Linked DNA regions of Homo sapiens: region 2 is linked to region 1. Evidence: read pairs that join two places in POLR2A ChIA-PET (ENCODE). Cell type or tissue: OCI-LY7. All regions are shown on one strand. Each heading gives the region's core, and the rest is flanking DNA. Links, peaks and the distances in the headings are about the cores only. Region 1 overlaps MRPS9-AS2 (MRPS9 antisense RNA 2). Region 2 overlaps LOC100287010 (a long non-coding RNA gene).

What was found. Peaks named below come from ENCODE experiments on the same cell type or tissue, not always from the same donor. Only the 100,000 strongest peaks of a DNase experiment are listed, where the experiment ranks them.
Region 2: POLR2A ChIA-PET joins it to region 1 with 6 read pairs; 2 of 35 experiments call an interaction of 5 or more read pairs at or near these places.

Annotation. Positions count from the first base shown.
Region 1 is chr2:104,933,387-104,945,683 of GRCh38, forward strand. It overlaps MRPS9-AS2 (MRPS9 antisense RNA 2), which reads right to left. Exons shown (of 3, transcript NR_110603.1): 2 at 11,618-11,691; 3 at 2,855-3,379. Among named protein-coding and RNA genes, the nearest start is that of DALIR, 32 kb to the left of the region's middle. In OCI-LY7, for the core only: no CTCF peak of the experiment used is centred there; a DNase peak (open chromatin) is centred at 5,115.
Region 2 is chr2:104,371,427-104,383,723 of GRCh38, forward strand. It overlaps LOC100287010 (a long non-coding RNA gene), which reads right to left. Exons shown (of 3, transcript NR_037885.3): 3 at 7,424-8,313. Among named protein-coding and RNA genes, the nearest start is that of LINC01831, 36 kb to the right of the region's middle. In OCI-LY7, for the core only: no CTCF peak of the experiment used is centred there; a DNase peak (open chromatin) is centred at 7,535; H3K4me3 peaks cover 970 bases.

The sequences.
Region 1 (12,297 bases), core at 3,879-6,378:
GCAGCTGAAATAACGATCATACCAAACATAAATGAAAATGATCCATCCTGCATACACAACTCCAGTGCTTTCGGAGAAATGAGGGTTTTACTTCTTTTCCAGATACTGGAAAGTTTTACCCTAATAAAGTCCAGGGACAGTGTGATAGTGAATCAGGAGAATCGGGGGATGGAGGAATCCAAGTCCCCACACTCTCAGTGGATTTTGGGAAGAAAATTCAAGGGGAACTGTGGTGCTGTAAAAGGCATGCTGTCTTTCTGAAGAGGCGTTGTTTTGATCATTCCATAGGTAGACGCTGCTTTGAGCAATACTTTTGGCATTACTTTGAGTCATGCCAAACACGCTTTGCGTCCTTGATTAAGAATTGCACCTATACGCACATTCCTGGGCATGGTCTATTCTGTTTCATTATCATGCACCCAGCAACAGACCAACTTCTGCTGAACAATTAGGAGGTCATAGACCTGATCAGGAAGACTGTGGCCCCCACCTTCAGGAAGCTTACAATCTACTTAGAAACATAACACACACATACACCCATAAAGAGATCATAAACCTTAGCAGGGCGTGGCATGCCGCTGCAGTACCAGCTACTTGGGAGGCCAAGGCGGGGGGACAGCTTGAACCCAGGTGTTCGAGGCTGCTGCACTCTGCATCCAACCTGGGCAACAGAGTGAGACCCTGTCTCTAAAAAAGCTAACAATAAATAATAATAATTTTATAAAACTAAAAAGAGACCATAAACTCACTTTTTAGGTGGCCAAGCATTTCCACATAAGCAATGGAGAGTGCTCACTTTTCAGAGAGCCTCCAGAAAAGGGAGAAAGCTTTCTTCAGACCCAGTGGCCAGGGCGCTTTGCAATAGTGCAGAATTCGACACACAAAGATCGCTATTATGGATGGACAAGGAGCAGCCAAGAGAAGAAAAGGGGCAGATCTGTGACTCAAGCGGCAGCCCTTGCAATGGGAATAATCCTCATCCTCCACGTGTGCTGTGTGTGATACAGGCTTCCCAGGAAGGGCACTGGCCAAGCCCCTGCTCCACCGAAGGGGACTGTAGCTTTGCTTCACTCTCCCTCCCTGCTTAATCACTGGCTCAAATGACAATCCACCCCAGGCAAACGATGCTCACACAGAGAAAAGGACAGCCAGGCCAAGAACAAATTTTTCTAAAAGTTTTCTTTTTTTTTTTCTACATCATCTCAACCTTCCTTTTTAAATAAATGGACTTGCAAATAGACCTAACTTCAAAGATCTCATTGGTCGGCCTTCACTGTTTAGGTATCCGGGCAGGGAACCATTCAAGATATTATTCTTATTTTTTTTAAATCTTCTTTTTCTATCTTTTCAATAGCATCTGGATGATCTTTCCATTCTTGTCTAGTGATAATGAAATCATTAAAAAATGTACCAGAACCCTTTTTGCTTATCTCTGTGCCATTTGGAACATATGTGAATAAATTGAACACCACTTGCTCATTGATTTTCTTTTTTTTCCCTCTTCCCTTGTTTTTAAAAGCCCTGTTTGAAATCAGTCACTGAAAGAGCCGGCATCTGAGTTAACGTCTGACGATGGGAGGTACGCCTCAACGTCGTCCACATGGCCTTGATCTAGACAGCGAGCCACAACCTACCCAGCACATTTTTGTGGCTTAAGTGACCTGGAGTGTGGGGCTTTTCTTTGTTGAAGATTTTCTTTAGGTTTCAAGTTGATTTTACACCATTAATGGTAATTCCAGCTTGGGCATTGCACAAATAGTTCATAGATGACCATGGGGAATCCAGCTATGCTGTTGGGACTAGTAGCTAAACTCTCTTAGAGGGCTTGAGTTAGATCAAAGAGCATCTTTCCTTTTCTTGGAAACCACATTGCCAGCCTTTTCCAGCCAAAGGCCTGCTTGTGTTAAGTGAGAAGAGAGAGACTCATCCCAAAAGAGGCCGCCCTGGAAGAGATGGGAAAGACTTTTCCAGGAGGAGTTTGCTGAAAAGCATAAAAGGGTCAGCCTCCAGCTTATCACTCAAAAAAGTTTTTAAAGCCTTTTTAAGGAAACAATTTTAACCCAGCTGCACTTATTGATCAGTGATTTGATTTTGCTTTGTTAGGAGAGACTCGTAATCTGCTTTTAAATGTCTTTTGTTCCTGGCCTTCTTTGATAGCAAGTTCTGCCTAAGGCTACTTCTCAAAACTCATCACTGGAGTTTTCAAGTCTATGTGAATAACTAGAATAATTTTAATCTGGACCTTTCTTTATCCCCTACTACCTACCCACTCCTGTTTGCAGCAGAAAATGTTAGGTGGTTGTAAGAATTTTTTTTTAATCAAATTCTGCCAAACCTAAAACCTATAAAAAGGAATCATTTGTCCTTTCAAAGAGAGAGAGAAAGCAAGGGAGCAAACTCTATTTACAAAGTCAGAGGGAGTCAATCTGATTTTATTTTCTCAAGTACATTCAGTGAGTCTCAAAAAGAATGCAAGTTCTCAAGTCTTGCCTCTGCTTGGTATCAGCCACAATTAAAAAATAAATTTCAGAAATATATCTGAATCACTGTAGAACATAATTTTTTGGCAACAGATAGGTTTTATAGAAGCTTTTTTACTTGTAACTTTCAAAGGTTGTAATCATGCCTTTCATGACATTGTGAACTATAATTTTGTCTTGCTAAGCTACCATAAAAGAGTGGTTGTTTTATTATTATAGTATGCACTAAAAAACAGAACCTATGCTCCTCATTTAACTAATCACTTCTGATATTTCTCAAGCTAATGGGAACCAAAAACACTTATATCTGTTCGTAGATGTTCTTAATGAAATGCACACTTTTTTTATAATGTAAGCATATGCGTACACATGTATGAACTTTACAAGTTTATTTAGCAAGAAAACAAATATGTGAGGAAAACAGACTTTTCAAGTGGTGCTTTAATTGTCGTTCATGCATGTTCTACAGATCATTACTGAATGTTTACAGGTCCTGCACGGAATGACTTTACACCAAAGAAGAGGGTAACGTATCCTCACTGTTTATAAAAATGACAGCCCCTAATGGACCATATTAGCTTTAACACAAACTATTAAATCTCCTTCATTACTTTTTTCTGTGTTCTGTTTCGGCATCTCGTTAGCTCTGAGAAGTGGGTGCAAACTCCTAAGGAAACATGAGCACACATTGAGACGATTAGAGATCATGGTTATTAGATAAGCCTCAGGAGGATGTTTTTCTTGGGTTGCTCACAAGCATTTTGAAAGAGTCGTGTTCCAGGTTTGAGATCCCATGTTTCTTCCTCTTAAACTATGAGCAGCTGTAGCACATGACCTACTTCTGTAGGGCCCTGTAATGATTTCCTTCCTTCGGAGGCTTCAGGAGTTCTCCTTCTGCCCTGTGAAAAAAAGGGACAAATATTTTAATCCAAGCAAAATGCTGAAGCAGGTTTTGTTGGTTTCAGGGAAGAAACTCAATACAGCTCCAGCACTGAATGTAGGCCTCAAATTGGAACCATCTGGGCCGCAGAAGGGCTCAGAGACCTTTGGGGAAGGCAGAGACAGTCTTGCCTAGGGCCGCAGCCCATACACCTGCAGAGATGGCCGACGTCTGGGCAGGCCCTGGGCTCACCCAGGAACTGGAGCCGCTCCTACTGCGGCAAAGCCCTCACTGCCTGGCATTGCAGTTGGGAATACCATGTAAGAAAAGGTGACAACTGCTTAGAGGACGACTTCCTACATGAATATTCCTCACAGTGAAAGGAAGGCCTCATGATTCTTTGGAACACATTTGACACAAATCAGACATAATTTCCTAACTTTTGCTTTTTAGCAGACAGGGAGGAAAGTCCTCAGGAAACCATAGGTGGGTATACACAATATTTTTAGAGTTATCCTTAACTAGGGGAGAAAAAAAAGGCTTTTACAACCCAATGCATGCCTGTTTGGTGTTCTCCGTATTCTTTTCTTGTTTAAAAGGTTGTTATTATTATCTTTGACTAGTTTTCCTTTTTAACTAAGTGAAAGTGCTTTTCAAGTGTTTTCTAATATCTAAACATAGAAGACTAGGCCAGCTGCTGGAAGGTTATTTTAAATAAAGTATTTTTTAAAATTTTATATTGCAAACTTTCCATGGGTGAGGGATGAGAGTATCAACCCATTTCCAAATATAAAGGGCGAGGACTTTTGCTCAAAGATTAGAAATCTTATCATGTGATTTTAAAACCAGTGCAGAATATGTTTTCTGGAAAGAAAGTGGGACATAAAGAGCAGATAGAAATTGTACAAAAGTTGTGCATTTAATAAGTATATTTTCCAAATATTAGTTGATGAGGAATATATCATTTTCAATTTGGGTTTTAAATTATTTACTGTGGTTAGAAGTGCAATGTGGCCATAATAGAATCCTAAAGAATATGACCAAACTTGACATCCTGAGAGTGGAAGCCCCATGACAATCTCAACACCAAGGTCAGAGGATGATTTATTGAGAAAGGATCAGTCCCTGGAAAAGGTGACAATTCAGAAAAAAATAGAGGTGCTTGAAATTTTGAGCTTAAATTCCTAGAAGTGTGAATTTATCTGGTTTCTTCTAACTAATCTTTTTCAATAAGCCAGTGGACCACAGTTTTTTGCTTATTGTAAGTACATTTATTTGTTTATTATAATTAAATCTATTGACTGATGGAAATTACACAGTGAAGACATATATTATATGTATGATTAAAATGTTTAATATTTTTTAAAGTTAAGAATTGTCAGCAAGAATATATTTTTTTAAATTCCTGAATGGAAAATAAGTCCAAAAAATAGTATTTGGACTGAAGGCTCACAGAATATCTCTCATTTTTAAAAGTTCTAAGGATGTATCTGTTGCAAGGTTTCCCAGCACATTCTTAGGGGTGACATGACTGTACGGTGTTTCGGTTCTGAGCTGTTCTCACATGCACACTTCATCACAAGCCAACTGGGAGGGGTGCGGGAGGGTTGTGTGCGTTGGGCTTACTTTTTTTTGCCCTGTTCCAAATTTATATGCATGAATCTAAATTTTTAACCAAATCTTTGTTCTCTTTCCTCTTGAGGCTGCTTCACACTCCTGCCTACGCACCCAGCTGCACCCAGATAGCTCTTCCTCCCTCCCCACCCTGACAGCCTGCACCGCTGCTCAGCTACAGGGTGAGACTTAATGGAGCTGAGCAGAGCATTTCCTAGCGAGCTTCCTGCAGAGCAGTCAGCCAAGACTGGGAAAGGCCCACCACCAAACACCAGGAGCCAGGGGAAAATCAGAGGGCCAGCCCGCTGCAGGGGCAGCCTCCAGAAAGCGTCTTGCTGTCATTTAAGGGTATTAGTTTGATACCTTTAGGAAGGCTTTGGGTTTCTCTAAAACATGGCCACTGTCTCATTCATATAGCTCTGTGAGGATGCCTATATTCAGTATCTGGGCTAAGCTGACCCACCAACTCCATTGAGTTGCGAATTTCTAGCATGAATGCCTAGCCTCAGAAAAGTAAGAAATTCTGCTGTGTGTCTTCATATGTATTTTTATTTTTACTTTATTACTACTGTTATTATTTTTAGAGACAGTGCCTTGTTCTGTTGCCCCAGCTGGAGTCCTGTGGCAATATCCTAGCTCACTGCAGCCTCAAACTCCTGGGCTCAGGTGATTCTCCCGCCTCAGCCTCCTGAGTAGCTAGGACTACAGGTGTACCACCGTGCCTGGCTGATTTTTCATTATTTTAGAGATAGGGATCTCATTACGTTGGCTAGGCTGGACTCAAACGCCTGGTCCCAAGCGGTCCTCCTGCCTTGGCCTCCAAAAGTGCTGGGGCTACAGGCATGAGCCACTGCACCCACCCTCCCTGAGTATATTTTTAAATACAGGGTTTCATATCTTCAACATAGCCCCTAAATTAAAGCAATGATTATAACAATCGCACAGCAACTAAAGCCAGTGTTCTGATGGTTTTATTTGAAAAGCACCATTCTCTACAAATGGAAGCTGATCAATAAAAAATATACATATATTTGAGAGAAAAGCCCACCCTGTCCTCAGGAAAAGCAACCCGTAGAGAGTGGGCAATTTCAGATTGATTTATGAACTGGGAAAGTATTTCTGATTTTGTTTTAATTTTTTCTTTGGCCAAACTGGTCAGGAGGTGATGAAGACTGACTTCCCAGCCCTTTGCTGCCAAATCTTAACTGCCTGAAAACTTACAGAAATGCTTGATTAAAACTAGAATAAAAATCTCCAGTTGCCTTCAGCAAACCACAGCACAAGGGTGGGAAAACCAGTGCCAGGTTGCAGTTTAAGTATAGTCACTTGGCGCCTGCTGAAAGTACTGCTCCCTTCCTGTTTAATAATTAATTCAACTTTAAAGCCCCAAGGATCTGGACTCAGCACCAGTTTCACAAAGCAGTACAGAAACAAAATGCTTCCAGAACTGGAGGGGGGGATAGAGGAAGAAAGAATCTAACATTTCAAGAAACATCACCACATGGGGCCGGCAAGCAGGGGGTGGGGTTTGGAGGTGGAAAGATCCAGGGTGGAGAAATTCAAAATAAAATAAATACACACAAAAGCAAGGTTATTCACGGCCACTGGCACTAGGACTGGGAGCGGCATGGCGAGCCGGAAGTCATCCATTTGGGAGGCAGGCTGGTGCCTGCAGGCTAGTGGGGCCGAGAGGGTAATGGGCTCAGTCTCTGGAAAAGGAGACCCAGCCTTGCTCTTCAGCAGTGGCCTCTGCTCATTAGTCAGAGCATCGTGCTGGAAAAGGCATCCAAGGTGGGCAGTCATCCTTGCTTTCGCGCTCCTCTCCCTCCACCCCACCCCACCCGCACAATTCACCCTCCAGGGGAAGGGCCGGAGAATGCCCGATGTGAGGGCGAAAAACAAGCAAGTTCCCAGGCTTAAATATTCAGTTACAGAAGTTAACACCCAACATAGCAGCAGATAACTGCAAAAATGTGTCCCCGCATCCAGTGGGGCACCTGCACTGTGCTTTGTGGTTTTTCTAAGTCGTTTGCTTTCTCTAAGCTGGTGAGTCCAGCCAGAAAGGTGATGCACTGCAGATGCTGAAAACAGGCAGAAGCTGCTTAAAAGCTTATCAAATCTCGTATCGCACACAAGATAGGAGGGGGAATGTGTCCAGAACGACTGCAGCAGGCCCACCTCCAACCTCACAATTCAATATGAAACCACATGGACTATTCTTCTGTACTCCAGGAAACCTAAGTATCCCAAAGCATTGCCAAGAGATGGTCTCACCAGAAATGAACAGATTAATTAAACAAAACGAAGGCCCGAGTGGCCAAGGGAAAGAGGAAAGCTATTTAACCCAAATTGTATTTACTTTTTGCTTATTTTTATTATTATAAAGAGTCATGGGATAGAACACTCACACATATCCCCTGAGATTCCAGTTGGGTATTTTGAAATCGACATTCACATAATTAACTGGTTGAGTTGGACAAATAATGACCTGAATATTTTCCGTAATCCTTAAAAATGGATGTTTTTATTACTCTGCAATTGTTAAAACTATATGAATTTTCTTTATATTTTACTTCATACATACATTAGTTATAAAACATTTAAAGTACATTTACTTTGTATGTTTCCCTCCACTGCAGATTGATGGTGTTGCCTTAAAACTGTAACAGCTGTATTTTAAAAATAGGATTTTGTATTCCTCTTGACTGAGTTCTTAAAACTATGCCAAATTCAAGTTTGAAACTAGTTTCCAGTTATTAAACAATTTCAAAACCAGAAGGTCAATATGTTTTTCTCTATTTTTGAGGTAGTGAATGTCTAGCTGCTGCTTTTTATTTTTCAATTTCAAGTTTGGTTTCAAGCTCATGCCCCTGTTTTCTTACAAAGCTCATAGTCCCAGACAGTGAATCCTTCCTCACAGTAACATCTTCCTTTGTGATGAGAATAATTATCTATCAGCGTATCTTTTTAAAATAATAAATTTGGGTATTTCTAGGAGGCAGTGCGTTGTCATGGAAACACCGTTGGACTATGAACCAAGCCAGCCTCTGGGCTGGTCCAGCACTAGCTGTACATCCTGGCAAGTTACAAACCCAAGAACACACCCCTGGGTGTCAGTGTGTACCGCTGCTAAAGGAGGAGTTCTCAGTGCTTCTCTCCCTGCACTGTGTCTGCAGGGAACCCCTTTTCAGGGTTGGGAAAGGAAGACTCACACACACACAGCCCACTCTAAATCGATCCAGACTATGATAAGTGCTGAAATAGAACCATGAATTAAATGAACCAGAAGATTTATAAGGCCTGCCCAGCTCCACAGATCTCTGATTCCATGTGAATCATGGATTCACCAACTGGGTTATGCCCAGTCACTGGCCTCACTCACTCAATGCTCGCCGTGTCCTGCTCACTCCTGTCCAGCCTGGCCTTTTTCATACAATCCACGGGGAATTGGCGCTAGTAGGTAGTAGGTAATTTGGAAGATTAGATTAAATAATTTGGAATATACCCATGGATATACATGAGCCCTAAAAAAGGGAAAAGGTGTGGCCCCATGATGAAAGAGTGGAAATCAAGCTTAACTCTTGGGTAATCAGCGTATGTGTAGGGCAAGTGTATTCTATTCAAGATTTACCCACAAGAGGCAAAAATACTGTGTCAGAAGTTAGCAGATAAAACAGGAATATGAAGAAAATGGCACAACTTTTTTTTCTACCTTTTTGTGATCCTCCCTCCTCATGGTTTGAAATATTTTGTGCTAGTTGTCAAGTGTGGGCCTTATAGGCTGATGGGACAGGGGTCCTCACCTCAGTTTTCTCATCTGAAAAATGGGGATTTCAACGTCAGAAGGTTGCTTTGATGATTATCTGAATTAATATATGTAAATCTCTTGGTAGAATACACGGAATTTACCAAGTTGTAAGTTGATGTCAGCCATTATTATTGAGTTAGGAGAGCTATGTTTTTTGTTATGTTTTGTTTTTGTTTTTGTTTTTGTTTTTTGAGACAGAGTCTCACTCTGTTGGCCAGGCTAGAGTGCAGTGGCATGATCGTGGCTCACTACAACCTCTGTCTCCTAGGCTCAAGCAATTCTCCTGCCCCAGCCTCCTGAGTAGCTGGGATTACAGGCATGCACCACCACACCTGGCTAATTTTTGTATTTTTAGTAGAGATGGTCTTGAACTCCTGACCTGAGGTAATCCTCCCACCTCAGCCTCCCAAAGTGTTGGGATTACAGGTGTGAGCCACCGCGCCTGGCCTAGGAGAGCTATGTTTAACCAAAGAGCTAGTGACTAATAATACATAACTAGTATTACCATACTGAAATTTTTTGCCTCTATATGCATTTGCTAGGGCTGCCATGACAAAGTGCCACAGGCTGAGTGGCTTAAACAACAGAGATTTATTTCCTCACAATTCTGGAGGCTCCGAGTCAGAGATCAAGGTGTGGGCAGGGTTGATTTCCTCTGAGGCCCCTCTCCTTGGCTTGTAGATGCCACCTTCTCCCTATGTCCTCACATGGTCTTCCCTCTGTGCATGTCTGTGCCCTAATCTCTTTTTATGAGGACAACAGTCACATTGGATTAGGGCCCACCCGGATGACAAGCTTTAACCTTAGCTTGTTAAAGACTGTATCCCCAAATATCATCACATTCTGAAGTACTGGGGTTTAGGACTTCAACAAGGGAATTTGGTGAAATACAATTCAGCTTATAACAGCCTCCACATCAGTAGAAGTACGGCTTCCATCAAGAGTTTTAAAATAACAGAAGTTCAGATTTGTATACATGGGTATATAAATGAAAGGGATCAACCTGGAGGACATTATTAAGTGAAATAAGCCAGGCACAGAAAGACAAATATTGCACGATCTCAGTCATAAGTGGAATCTTAAAAAGATGCCTTAATAGAAATAGAGAGTAGAATAGTGGTTATCAGAGCCTGGAGAGGGGAGGGGTAAGGGGAAACAAAAGAGGTTGATCAATAGATACAGAGTTGTAGTTAGGAAGGAAGAATAAATTCCAGTGTTCTATTACATAGTATGGTGACTATAGCAGATAGCAATGTTCTGTGTATTTCAAGATGGCTAGAAGAGAACATTTTGAATGTTATCGCTACAAAAAAAAAATGATAAATGTTTAAAGTGATGAATATGGTAATTACCCTGACTTAGTCATTTATACAATGTATATACATGCATTGAAACATCACACTGTATCCCATAAATATGTTCACTTATTATGTCAATTATACATAAAATGGAATTAATTTAAAAAGAAAAACAAATGGGGAAACAGGCTCTATCCAGACCCTTGAATACTTTCACTGAGATGAAGCTGCATGCTCTGTGACTGTTCCCCAGTACAGAATAGACACTCACAGTCTGTAGACAAGTTAAAATCAAGCAGAGGTGAGGGCTATTATAACACCAGTGGAATTGATCAGTGTAATACATTTGTTGACTCAACTCACGAAGCTTGGATAACATAAACCAACAGAAATCTGCTTGAACCTGGGATCATCCAGGCCAGAGAGGAGGCTGACGAGTTGCCTTGGTCCTTGGGTGACTTGACCTAGCACTGAACTCTGTGACCTATCAATCCATGAAAAGACAGAAGGAAATGTTTCACACACGCAGTTCCACACCGTGCCTCCATGAGCTCAGTGACAGACAGATTCGCCCTTTCCCACTGCCTTCCCTGGGAATCTTCTGTTAAATAGCTAGTCCATAGCTGCTTTTTCGCACCATGGCTATGTCACCCCTGCCCTTGTGCCAGAGCAGATTGAGTTAAATATTTAACTAATTTCTATTTTAAAATGTGTTAACTCAATAAGTTTAGATGCATATTCATGATCCTTTCAAATATTTTCTCTTTTGGGCTTCTTCAGACTCTCATTTTGGGATTTGCTAAATATGTCAGCCCAAGGAAGGTATTTGAGAAGCATATTTTCATTAGATATTGGTCACCACGTCGCTTGAGCATGAAGCTTTCAAAGAAAATTAAAGTGAAAGGAAAAAAAAGGTCTAGTATTGGTTATTAACTCCACCTCAGGGTGACTTCTCTTCAGGGGCAATTAAATAGCAGCTCTGGGCTGCTAAGTTTAGTGGCTTTACTTGTAGGTGGCACACTTTTCTTCAAGGACAACCGCCAGTCAGATCTGCTTTGATTTTTACCTGATGACACTGAGGCTGCCTCTGCAAAACCAGATTTTGTTTGAAATTGTAGATGTGACCACATCTATGTGCTCTGACCTTTCTTCTTTAAGAACCAAGTTTTGCATTACCAGGTAAATGCCCTTTCAGTGGAATTTTCATGGAACACTGGGGACATCCTGTGGTCAGCTTGGTTTAAGGCAGCCAGTCTTTTCAGCAACAATCTCAGGGAATAAAGAAATAAATGTCCCACATGAATCCTAGTTTATTTTGCAAGAACAAGAAGATAAAAGAAAAGAAAAGAGAAAAGAAATACACTCTTGTTCTTAATAATTTTTGCAATATAAACCTCTTTTTTTTTGAGCAACACAGTTTTTCAGTGAACGTGGATGGAGCAATTATTTTTGTCAAGGACAGATATTTTCCGGACACAAAATACAGCTTCAGCAGAATAGAGGAAGCATGACATCAGGCGTTGCTCCGCGATCATACCTGGTTCTTACCATCTGCTATTGTAAGTTCCATGTGCCTTGGCTCAACTTCTGGTCCTCGCAGGAGACAGCCTTCTGCAAAAAAGCACACAGCATGGCTTAAAGGGAAAATAGTGGGTATTTTGGCAGTTTTACACCACAGATAGTGTACCAGTGACACTAAATTGAAGTCATTTAGTTGTAAATGTGATATTACATTTGATGGTTTCCACTGGCAAAGCACTGAGCTGCCCACGTTAAACAGAGGCAAAGAAATGGAACTTGGAGAGCAAAGCCAGTCACCAGAGTAGCAGACCAAAGGGGCTTGTAAAAGCGTTTGTCGAGTCATTTAGAATCATAACTCAGCTCAACACACATGGTACCAGGAACAGCCAGCTCAGTTTCAGCAGTGGAAAGCAGGCAATGGAGTTTATGTTGTTCTTCTGTTTATTAAAGACGGATGGGAGCACTCGACAGAAAAATCAAACTTCTGGTCATGGCTCATTAATCCCTGTTGTATCTGTCAGGGGTATGTGTTTGGAGTTCCAACAAGCCTCTAGAAGGAAGATCACTGCTGAGCTTTGGTATTTTCTCTAATTTTGAATGGAAAGAGACGCCAATCACCTAGAAGGAGAAATAGAATACGAGGTTATTTTTAACTCACCTACTTTAGTGGTCATTAAACATAAATGAGTTGGTTTA
Region 2 (12,297 bases), core at 6,232-8,731, 560 kb before region 1:
AAATTCTATTAGGCATCCATTGGGAAACTACCTAATATTTCGAATGCATTGCTTAATGTGCTAACTGATCTTATTTTCGTGTGGAGCTCACTGTCAGGGATACCAAAAGCATAGTGACAGTTATTGCTGCTGAAAGGATTCTATGGGGGTGTGAGCAGAATGGTTAATGGACCTGCAGTCAGGGGAGTTAAGTATTTCCTAAATCTGGTAATAGTCCAGCATTCCAAGAGCCGAGGAAGACTGGACATAAAATCTGCATATCAGCCTAGGTTTATCTCCTTCAGTAGTTTGAGTAAATCAACTTATAAGATCTGCTATGAAAAGTGTCCCTCTAAAAATGTAACGAATGCTAAAACATGGCATGAGATAGTCTCAATGGTAAACTGAAAGCAAACAGTTTACATTGGGAACAAACAATAACTGTGATCCTAATGTCTTTGAATTGCAACAACTGAGTATGCAATGCTTTTAAATGCGAGATTCAAAACCACAAAGAGACCTGGTTCACCCATAAACGATTAAGGAAAACTTCTACCTACAGCCCACTGCTGATCAGCAGGCACTATGAAAGCTTTTCTGCTGGAACTCTTTGTGAGAATTTTGTCCGAGGTTTTGGGGAGAGGGGAAAGCTTAGTACTAAAAAGATGTAAACATTCTCTTCTCTTTTTAACTGTTTTATTTTTCTTTCTTCCCCTGACGGCTGTATCTCTACTGTACCAGCTCCTGTCAGTTGCAGAAGAAACCATCACTCTACTTATTAGGAAAGTATTACTTCTGCTATGTTTTAGTTTAAAATATGCTATTTAGAGGTACCATCTCTCAGAGACCAACTCATGCATGTGCTCAGAGAGGGTCTTAATTGATGCATGATTTACTACATGAAGCAAAACTTTGCTTGGATAGGCTGAAAGACTATGGCGAGGAAGAGCCCTTTATACAGTTTTATAGGCCTGTCTTCTCATTGGGAGCATACATTTACTAATTGTATAATTGGTGGCACAGTTCTTCCATCATAAACATTGTTATCAGTTAATTAAACTTGAAATGCAGCTTTGTTCCGCAACATGTTTTGTCAGATTGTTTTCCTTATTTATTTATCATCATAAAATTTTACTTGGTGACTGGCAGCTTCTCAACCCTCCAATAATAATATAAATCAAAACATAAGATTTTAGTCTTCATGCAATTTCCTTTTGGTCTGAAAATATGAAACCAGATGTTTTTGGCATGCTAAAGATGCTTTTCATCTTTTTTTAGATTCTTTCAGTGCAGTCAAAGTAAATGCATTTTAAAACCAACTTATGAAAGTTAAATTCCCTTTGTTCATCTGTATGTAGTCTGGTTTGCATTGATGCAGGGGCACTGAGAGACCTTTCAGATAACATACTGAATGTCTTGGAGAAATTATACATGTGGGGCAAAAAGCTCAAAGGGCAACAGAAATTGTATTAATAGTAGATCAATAGACCATGAACTGTGATTCACCAGAGGATCTTACCAAGCAGCATGTGCACGTTGGACAGCAACCAGTATAATCTTGACTATCTATATATTATCTGGGTGATGTGCCTAATTTGTTCACATAGTTATCACATACTTGTTCCAGTTTGAAAATGTGGGGCCCATGAAAGCACAGCCATTGGAATTTCCTGTGACAGTGAATCTCATTTCAGTAGATATTACCATCTATCTCAGCCTAAGGCTATCACTAAAACATCTAAACATTCCCAGATGGAACCTACTTTGCTGATATTAAAGGGATTTAGTGTTAGTGGAGAGGCTTGAGGTCAGCAAATAGGAGCAGGAATAGAGTGGCACCTGGGCTAATCTCATTTGTACATGGCCTCAGATTGCCATTACATCCCTGGGCTATCTTGTGGTTTGGGTATTAGAACTCTTAGGACAGACTGAAATACTTTGAGATCTTGGTGGGTTGGTGTATGGAATTATTTATAATCAGCTTTGCTATCTCAGCTTTGATGTGGTTGCGCCATCCTCAGGCCCAAGCTTCATTGCATAAATTCCATGGGCCAGTGCACAGGACACTTCTACCTTTTTCCCCATCCCCAACGATCTTAGCACCCTCTTTACTCATGAAGAGTAGGACTCTGCCACCTTGTATCCTGCTTGATTTTCGAGGAAGTTTTCTTAGAATTATCCACATACACAGACCTCATGGACTTCCTTATTACCCATTGCAATTGAGTTTCTATTTTCAGCATTCCACTGAATTTGCTGTGTCTGAAGTCACCAATGGTCCCTTAATAACCAAACACAATGTGTTCTTTCAGCCTTCAACATCGTTAACCTCTGTGACACTGGCTGCTTGCTTCTTCTTCAGTGTATCCTCCCTTAGCTTACTCAGACTAAGTTCTTTTGGTTCTCCTGTTCCTCTGACCTTCTTTCCTAATGCCTCCTGCTCATTCCTCTTCCTCTGCCTGACTCTGAATATTGCACAGTAGCTCCCCCTTATCCACAGCGGATACATTCCAAGACTCCCCGTGGATGCCTGAAACTGCAATACATTGATTTTCCCCAAACAATATATATACATATATATATATATATATATATATATGCTTTATAAATAAAGCTTAATTTATATATTAGGCATGGTAAAAGATTAACAATAACAATAATAAAATAGAACTATTATAAAAATATTCTGTAATAAAGGTTAGGTGAATGTGGTCTCTCTTTCTCTCTCTCTCTCAAATTATCTTATTGCGTGCAATATTTTGAGACTGCAGTGGACTGCAGGTAAATGAAACCTCGGAAATCAAAACTCTAGATAAGCGGGGATTGCTGTCTTCTGTAAGGTTCTGCTGTTGACCCTCTGACATCTTCACTTCTCATAATTTTCTGGGTGTGGCACTGACTCCCATCACTATCCATATGCTGATATCACCTGTAATTCTATTTCCCATTCATCTTGCTCCTCTGCTGAAGATCACACTCTCTACCTGCCTAGTAGAAACCCACACAGAAAAGTCCCAAAGCCACCACACACTCAGCGTTTAAAAAAAAAATTTCCCTGAAATTATTGTCTTTCCTAAATAGTCAAGCCTAATTAATATTACCCAGACATCAAAGCCAGAAATCGACTGAGCATCTATGATTTTTTTCACATAAATTACCCACACATCCATTTGCTCACAAGCTTCACAACTACCTTTGAATTACCTTTTAAAATTGTCCAGTTCATTCTGTTAATACTCAAGGAAAAATACAATATTTAAAATAATTAGGGAATATTTGCCTCTCTGGAATTGGGTAAAAAATTTCATTTGGATAAAGATTCTTGCCAGGCTAGCTTCAAATTCTATAAACCATCACCTTCTCACAAGTCTGACCTTGAAAGACACACAAAACCTGGGAGATGTAAACTGGTAAAAATGGAGGAAGGAAAATGGCAAAGAGAGGCAAGGCAGGAAGACAAGATAAAGGGCATTTCCCCAACTTCTTCTCCTCTTTTCTTATTTTGGAAAATGTTACTGAAATCCATCTGGTTACTCGAGTCAAAATGGTTTTGTTTGGGAGGTTTTTTTTTTCCTTATTTTTTCCTTTTTCTTAGTCCTTAGGCCCAGTTGGATCATGAATGCTGTAGCGTCCACTTCCCTATCATCTTCCTAGACATTCTCATTACTATGACCTACTTCATGTCCTCCAGGGAGCTCACCTAACCTTGCTGTCCCACTTTTCTTCAGTCTCCTTACTGCTCTTGGTGCCTTCCTAAACAGAAGAACTGCTTAAAATCCATTGATGTTGCCTCATTACTGTCAGGACAAAATCCACACTTCTTAGCAAAATAGGCAGGCCCATCATCTGTTTTGGTGCTTACCTCTGCTGTCACCCAACATTTAGGTGTGCTGAACAATCTGTATTCTGAAAGTGCCATTGTGATTCCTACCTTGTCTCTGCTAATGCTCTCTAATGTCCTTCTCTCTTTTTATTCTTCACCACCTGCTGATTAGCTCAGCTCTATGACTCATCACTTCCTTCAAGCTGCCCCACTGCCCAGGTAGAACTAACTTGACCATCCTTTTTTTTTTTTTTTTATTTCTCCTTAGGTAACTGTATTAGTCCATTCTCACAGTGCTTTAAAAAGAAAAAAAACCTGCAACTGGGTAATTTATGAAGAAAATTAACATTTTCTTTATATATATAAATTAATATCAATTGGCTCATGGTTCTGCAGGCTGTGCAGGAAGCATGCTTCTGGCATCTGCACATCTTCTGAGGAGACCTCAAGAAACTTACAACCATGGCAGAAGGCAAAGAGGGAGTCAGCAATTCTCATGGCTAGAGCAGGAGAAAGGGGAGGAGGAGGTGCCACACAGTTTCAAACTGATCTCGTGAGAATTCACTCACCATCAGGAGAACATCTCCAAAGGGATGGTTTTAAACCATTCATGAAGGGTCCACCTCTATGATCCAATCATCTCCCTTCAGGCCCCACCTCCAACATTGGGGATTACAATTGAACATGAGATTTGGGCAGGGGCACAGATCTAAACCAGATCAGAAACTTTTACCATCTTCCTATATCTTTGTCCCTGTAGCACCGTATAACACATCCATATTCAGTCTAGTCAACTAGACTAGAACTCCTGAAGTTCCAGAACCATTCCTGGCTGTGTTTGGTGTTCTCATCTGTAGCACAGTGGCATGGAACTTAGTAGATTAGTATATAGTTCATGATGTCTGTTCTGACTACTCGTGAGCATGGCACTCTGTGAACCACAAGCCTGTGAAGCAGGTTCACAGTGCAGCAGTTACCAATCCCAGGCAATTATCCCACCACATGGAGGATAGCAAAGTTCCTCACTACATCAACCACTAGGAAAAAGAGTCCAAACATTTCCACCCGCTGCATCTTGGGCTGCAATTTATAACAACTGCGTAAGTTCAGTGAGACAGAACGTTTATACAACAAGGTAAGCGAAGCCACTTTATTACTCACAGACAGGCAGGAAGGGACAAGAGCAGCCTGGGATTCATAGTAACCCAGAGCCCCCAAGGCTCAGGAAAGCTGCTTGAAGTGGATGCAATCTCATCTGCTTATGCCCACGTTGCACAGCAGCTGAACAACCCCAAAAGCACTCTACTGTATACCCCAGGGTAATCTGGAATCACTGGGCTACAGTGTGGTAGGACATCCTGTTCTAGGAGGGGTGGGCACAGAGCCTAGGCTTAAATGACAGGTCTTTCTTATCTCAGGATGTTATATTCCCAGTACATTCTACAGTTGTGAGAGCTGCAAGCAAGAAAGAGAGGAAGAGCTGAGTCCTTCAGGCTATTTTCCAGCATTTGCTATTAGAGCTCTGATCCCAGCTCCACCATGCAAAGGCCAGCATAACCTCTTTATGCTTCTACTGTATCTTTTGTCAAATAATGATAACAATACCACACACCTAATGACATTGATGAAAGAGGGACAAAAATGAGAACAATGGTGTGTCTGATGCAAACAGTGAGTGCTTAAATATGTTAGTTGTTATCATCAGCTCATCAGTGAGTGCTTATTAAAAAGGATTTGAAAAAGTACAAGAGGATATCAAGATGTATCAGTCCCCTGAAACTAAGAATCATGCCTTGAGTTTCTTTGGGTTTGTTCGTTTGTGTTTTTTTCCTCCTCCATTTACTCAGCACAATGTCAAATCCAAAATAAGAATTGCATAAATGTAGTTGAATACTAGATCAAAAAGATAATATATCGACGGGTTCAATTTCAGTTGGGGGGTGGATGCGGAATTAGTAAACACAAAGAGAAAGAAAATTATCAAAGGTGGGTAGAGTCAGGGGCTGATCACAGAGAAAGAAGACCAGAGAAGCCCCCGGAACAGTGCTGAAGTAGATGTGGAAGAGGAAGCTCAGCAAAGTGTCCCGAGGTCATTGATCTGTGGGCCTTTGAGTGAAATAAGCCATTCTTCTTGTGAGGTACAACAGAGACAGGACAGTGAAATATTTCATTGACTAAGGAGGTAGTGAGAGAGTTCCCAGTCATTTTCTTTGTCCCTTTTCTTTACTGTTGTTCACTTCACTGAATTATTTTTCTCAAAATTTCATAATCATGTATTAATTACCATAGGATATCTCAAAGTTGATGTTACCTCTTTGTATCAATACATGTACCTAGAGTCCTGCTTCCATAACATCCTTGCTAAGCTCCTCCTCAAAGATTTAATCTCTCTTTCTAGATGAAGTCCTCTCTATTTGTAGTTAAAGGAACTTTGGGAATTGAGCTCTAAATTTGCTTTCAGATTTTAGTAAGTGACCAAGGTAAGAGGACCCCTGTCTCCTGGTCATGTTAAAATTACTCATTCAGCAAACTTTATTGTGTACCAACTAAGGGTAAGAAAACTGAAGGTTATTTGCTGTTAAGTAAACTAAATATAGTTTATTTGAACTGTATTTATGAATTTGAAGCATGTTAGAGGACATCCTTGGGAAATCCCTGAGACCTTCTGATATTGAAACAGGAAAAGTTCCCTTGTCCCCCTTGTAGGGCGTGCAATGGGGGTGTGGTTTGCTTCTTCAGTGCCCCACTACTCAAACCTCTAGGGGAGCACACAGATGGGCAGGCTGTGGGGTTCCAATCCTATGGCAGTGTCTAGGGGTGAATGTTTACAGCTGAAACCCCAGTGGGCATGTGTTACAAGGTGCTCTTTTAGTTTGCTGTCTATAGGCAGCTTGTGTTAACCAGCTCAGTTAGACCCTCTATCTTGTCACAAGGACAGAGGGCTTTCTGTATCCCAGGTTCTTGCCTTGGTGTACCAGAAAAATTGTATCACACGTGGGCTTGGAGAATGAGTACAAAATTCTATTGAGTGAAAGTAGCTCTCAGCAGATGGGGGAGCCAGAAGGGAGATGGTTTTTCCCGTGGAGTTGGGCCCTTAGTGGCCCCCGGCTCTCCTCTAACTGCCCCAGCCAAACTCTGCCTTGTCCCACCAGTCGATGGCCTGAGGGTGTGCTGGCATCTGTCAGTGTGCTCTTCTGCTGGCATGCTCCCTTGACATCCTCTCGCCTTCCAGCCGCTTGTGTTTTCTTCTGGTGATGTGCTCCTCTCAACAACTGGCTGCCTGTGTGTCTGCCGGCTAGGGTCTCAGGTTTTTATAAGTCCAGGATGGGGGCGTGGCAGACCAGGGTGGTCTTGGAAAATGCAACATTTGGGCTGAAAGCAGGAGTGCCTGTCCTCACCTAGTCTGTTGGAGGGGAGCCCTAGCCAGGAACCCGCCTTTCTCTACCCAGCACTTCCCTCCCGCACTCCCGTATCAAGGTAACTATACGATATGTTACTGTCTTCTCATTGAAAACAGACAAATTAGCAGGCTCTAACTGCTCTTTGTTTACTGCAGGAAACACATGCCAAGATCAACTGACTTGATAGGTAATCCATTTGCCCTCAAGTACCCCTCTAGCCCAGGAAGCCCATCCCTGCCCTCTAGAACAGTGGGATAACAATGCAAACTACACTTCCCAGAAGTCTTTACCCACCACTTCCTGTTAGATTCAGCCAATGGAAGCACTTACAGGAAATTAGAGGGTCGGTGGAGGAGGGGTGAAGCTATGGTATTCGTAACTCATCTCTGTGTCCACAGGCTTTTCCAGCATGGGCTTTATCTCTCCTGGAAGTCTGTTCTCACCAAGCAGATCAGCCCTCAAAGGCCCCATCTCCTGGACCCTGGTATATATATCCCTTCTCTTTGCCCCTCCAACCCTTGTTGTGGTAACAGCTTCCTGCAGTTGTCAGTGTCTGGATTGCTTCACTTCCCTTGTTTTCAGATCTTCTAATACCTCTGTGACTTGCTTTTGTATTAGATACCCATGATAAACCATCTGGGCACGAGCTGTCTTCCAGGCAGACTCTGACTGACATAGTCAAATCTGCTTCATACAGCCTTTGTGACCCATACCTGATGTCTCTTATTGGTGTGCACTTTGACCATAAGCTGATTTGCTGCAAGCACTTTAGAAACTGCCTTTTAAACTGGAGGAGAGAGGCTTCAAATTGCCTTTCTTCTTCAGCCTCGCTGATTTGAGGGTCTCTTTGTCCGGGGCCCATTGAGGCATGCCAGACAGAAACTGCTGAGAACAGGCAGGGGGTGTACAGGCTGCATGATTCCTTGGATTCTGATGGTCTTTGATGGAAGGTAGTTTCTCTCTGATGAAATGTTATTTTGAATATTATGAATTTTTGGCAAAATAATGCTGTCATCATCTGCGTAAGTTTGCTTTCTTCAGTAGCATTGCTGAGGGATGTTCAGCATTTTTATCATACAATGCACAGCTTTCAGGAAGAAAACCAAACATCTAAAGAGAAAACACACACGTGTTTGGTGGCAACCTCCAGATATCAAGACCTGGATCACTGAAAGAGATAACTCCATATTGGTTATAGTGAATTATAAGTGATTTTTAAGTAGTCAATTGACTGCCTTGTCTTCCATCATACCTACATCCCATCAATTTTCAATGCTGCTCAAAAAGCAGTCTTTCCAAAAGCCAAATCTGATCACATTTCCCAGTTTTAAAACCTCTATTGTATTTTCATAGCTTTCAGGACAAAGACCAAATATTTCAGCATGGTAGCATACCTCGTACTTCAAATATGTAATTCCTGCCCTTCTCTGTATCCTCCTGCCTGCTATTTCTGCCCATCCCCATTATTCCCTTTGGCTTTCAAAAGTTCCCTAAATCTGCCATATTTTAAAAATATCTATCATTTTGTGTTTGGTGACCTATTTTCTCTCCTTTCTTTCTTTCTCTGACTCACCCCTAGTCTTTTCAGGTTCGGCTGAAATGCCACCTAAAATCTGCCCCTGCCTGCCTTCTGTCCCTAGCCCTATCTGGCAGAACACCAGCCCAAGGGCTTCCGTAGGATCTGCTGCATACCCTACACTTTACACAGTGCGGGAATCATCTGTTTTCCTGACCAGCTTCCCTGGCACACTGGCTGTCTCCTGGGCAGGGCCATCCTCTTGTGCTTCCTCATTTGTGTCAGCATGTAATATAACCAGCTCTTAATACATGCTCCCACCATCAGTGCATAAGAGTTCCAGACGCTCTGCATTCTTATCAACTAAGTATTCTCAGTCTTTTTAAATGTTAGCCATACGAAGGCATATGTGGTATTTCATTGTGGTTTTAATTTGCACCTCCCTAGTAACTAATGATGTTGAATTTATTTTGACATACTTATTAACCACTTATATACCTTCTTTTGTCAAGGGTTTGTTCGGGTCTTTTGCTCACTTTTTATTTTTATTTTTATTATTGATTTGTAAGGGTTTAATGAACACAATTTTTATGACTTGGTAAGTACATATTGGTTTGGCAGAACTAAGAGAACTTTTGTCACAGTGTCTCTGAAATTTTGTTTTTACTTCTGTATAACAAGAAAAATATGGTATTATTTTGGGTTATATGAATCACTGACTTTAAAATAATCCCATATTATATAAAAAGGAGAAATTCCAAATAATATCTGACTACAAAATATTGGGTTTTTATTTAGCACACATTTATAATAAACACATGATGAAATTTGGATTTTTCTTTAGGGAGGATCAAAATGTAACTGAACATCACAAAATAATGTACTTCTTCAGAAAAAAGAATTTACTCTAACTAAAAATATTCCTATCACATTTTGGCTAAGTATACAGTGGGAAAACATGACACTAACCTTTTTCTACTAAAGGAATTTGTATCTAAATTATTTTTTATAGGAAATGGATATGTTTATCACAGAATCTGAACACACCATACAGATAAAAGAATTGGTTCTTAATGTTTTGATCATTGCCAGAACAAGCACATTTCCGGATTTATTTATTTTTTTCCCAAAAGGTTGAGTAAGACATAACAAACACTCCCTGCCACAGGCATGGCTTGGCGGTAGGTCGGATACCTGGGTTATATAAATCTTTACGCTGAGCGTTTATGACATTTCAACTTAGAAGTTCATTCAGTTTGATGATTGAGGCAGCAGGCAATTATGACATTAAAGAGTTCACAGACCTTAACCCAAGACCCAAATGGTTTAATTTTTTTAATGGCTGACTGCCTCTCCCGATGTGCACAGACCAATGCAGAGTTTAAAACCCTCACCCATCTTAATTGCCCCTGCTTTGTTGCAAGCACCACTGACTGCCTTTTAGTTCCAAATGTCTTCGGTTATTAACAATTATCAATAGAAAGTAATAGAAAGTAATCCAGACTTACACTGGCGATACAATTGGCCACATATGCCCTAGTGGAGCATAAAATAAGAAAGATCGTTACTATTACTACCAAAGCGTCATATGGAAGAACATACTTTAAAAGTGAATCACATTATGCCTGTTGAGTCAATTATTTCTACTTGCAAAGACAGGGCTTCTTCCTGAAGAGGACTTTCCTTTCTTAGGTCAAGACACAGTCATAGATTCAAATGTATGTATTCAAATGTGATTGAAGAACACATTTGAAAGATGCTACTCTACCAGAGTTGCCAGATTGGGGGAAAATATAAAGTGGAATTTTATCTAGTAATACCATATTTGCACCTACTAATATTTCCTTTGTTCCTGAACTCACGGCAATTAGTAGGTTGGCATCATATTAAATGTCTGTAATTTTCACAATTTTCTAATATTGAATCGATTTTTCAGTACCACGTAGTAAACGTAATCAATCTTGGCTGTGAACTCTAGATAGCAGCAGTAGGCCTCTAGAAAGATGACTGAAGGCTTAGGGCAGTGCTTTCATTGAAGCAGATGAGGTCAGTGAGTGTAAAATATTTTAAGAAATGTCTTCTACAATCATTAAAAATCCCTGACATGAGAGTTTGAAATGCTTATTGGTTACCTGAGATAGATCAAGTTCACATCGACTCTTTTATTTGGGGCTTGAAATATATTTTACTAGTCACAGTGCTAGAAAAGAACATTAAAGATATTTTAGTTAATTTATTCTTTCCTACCATCTGCAGCATAAAGCTATTTTCAAAAACATATAGAATACTTTTACCATAGATGTAGTTTCCTTAAAGAATCTTGACAGTATTTTGTCAATAAGTTAATTTAAAAAGTGGGGTTGATATTTCTCAAAATCATATCCTGTTTCAACCCTCCTGAGACAAATTGTCTCACCCCCAACCCAGCTTACAGTGTTAATCACTACATTCGCAATCGTATTTTGAATCCTTCTGTTGAAAACAAGGTAGTCTGTGTTACTTGTCAACAGAGGTTGCTTTTCTCCTCTTGGAAAGTCATTTGGTTACCCAACGTATCCTTCTCATTAATTGGAAAGATCAGTTTCAGTCAGAACACTACTGATTCTTGGAGCTAGTCATGATGGTGACCAGAGGTGAGTGGGGATAATTGATAGCTGTATTGGCCCAAATCCCCTTCTATGATACTAGAACATAGGTCCTTGAGCTTGCAGGCTTGATGGTTTCTTTGCTGAAGAGGTAGAACATTCTATATAACTTTATTATTCAAAGCAAAATTTATAATTGTCAGCAATTAATGGATTTTAATTTTCATTTTTAACTTTTTTTTGAGGCAGAGTCTCACTCTGTCACCCAGGCTAGAGTACAGTGGCGTGATCATGGCTCACTGCAGCCTCAACCTCCCTGGCTTAAGCAGTTCTCCCACCTCAGCCTCCCGAGTAGCTGGGACTACAAGCATGTGCCACAATGCCTGGCTAATTTTTTAGTTTTTTTGTTGAGTCATAGTTTCACTGTGTTATCCAGGCTGGTCTCAAACACCTAGTTCAAGTGATCCTCACTCTCCCAAAGTGCTGGGATTACAGGTGTGAGCCACCATACCTGGCCATGAATGGAGTTTAGAAGTTCAGTGATTATTTTATATCAAAAATTTGTACTTCCAGGGAAAAGGTTAAACTTTCTTCAGATTCTAGGAGGTTAGGAAACTCAACCTTGTATGGTATTCACTGGGTGTGCTCTATCCTAGTTCCCACAAATGTAAGATGTTATCATCTTAGGAGAGATTTGCCAAAACGTAAGTGTCTGGTCAGTACCAATGGTCAAGCATGAACCTCCAGATCTTGCAAACATGTGTCCATTTCACTGGATTCCTTATATTTTATCCTCTATCCCATCTCTCATCTATGTTCCCCCAAGAGCTTCTTCTTATCAATCTCTTACCGCCACTTCCCACAGCTATTATTATTTGTTTTCCTCTCTGTCTCTCTGCCAAGATTCTGAGTGCCTCCATGTTTCTCACTGTGTACCCCTTAGCATGCAGAGGAAAGTCCTGACACAAGAGAGTTAGTAAAGTCTGAATGAGT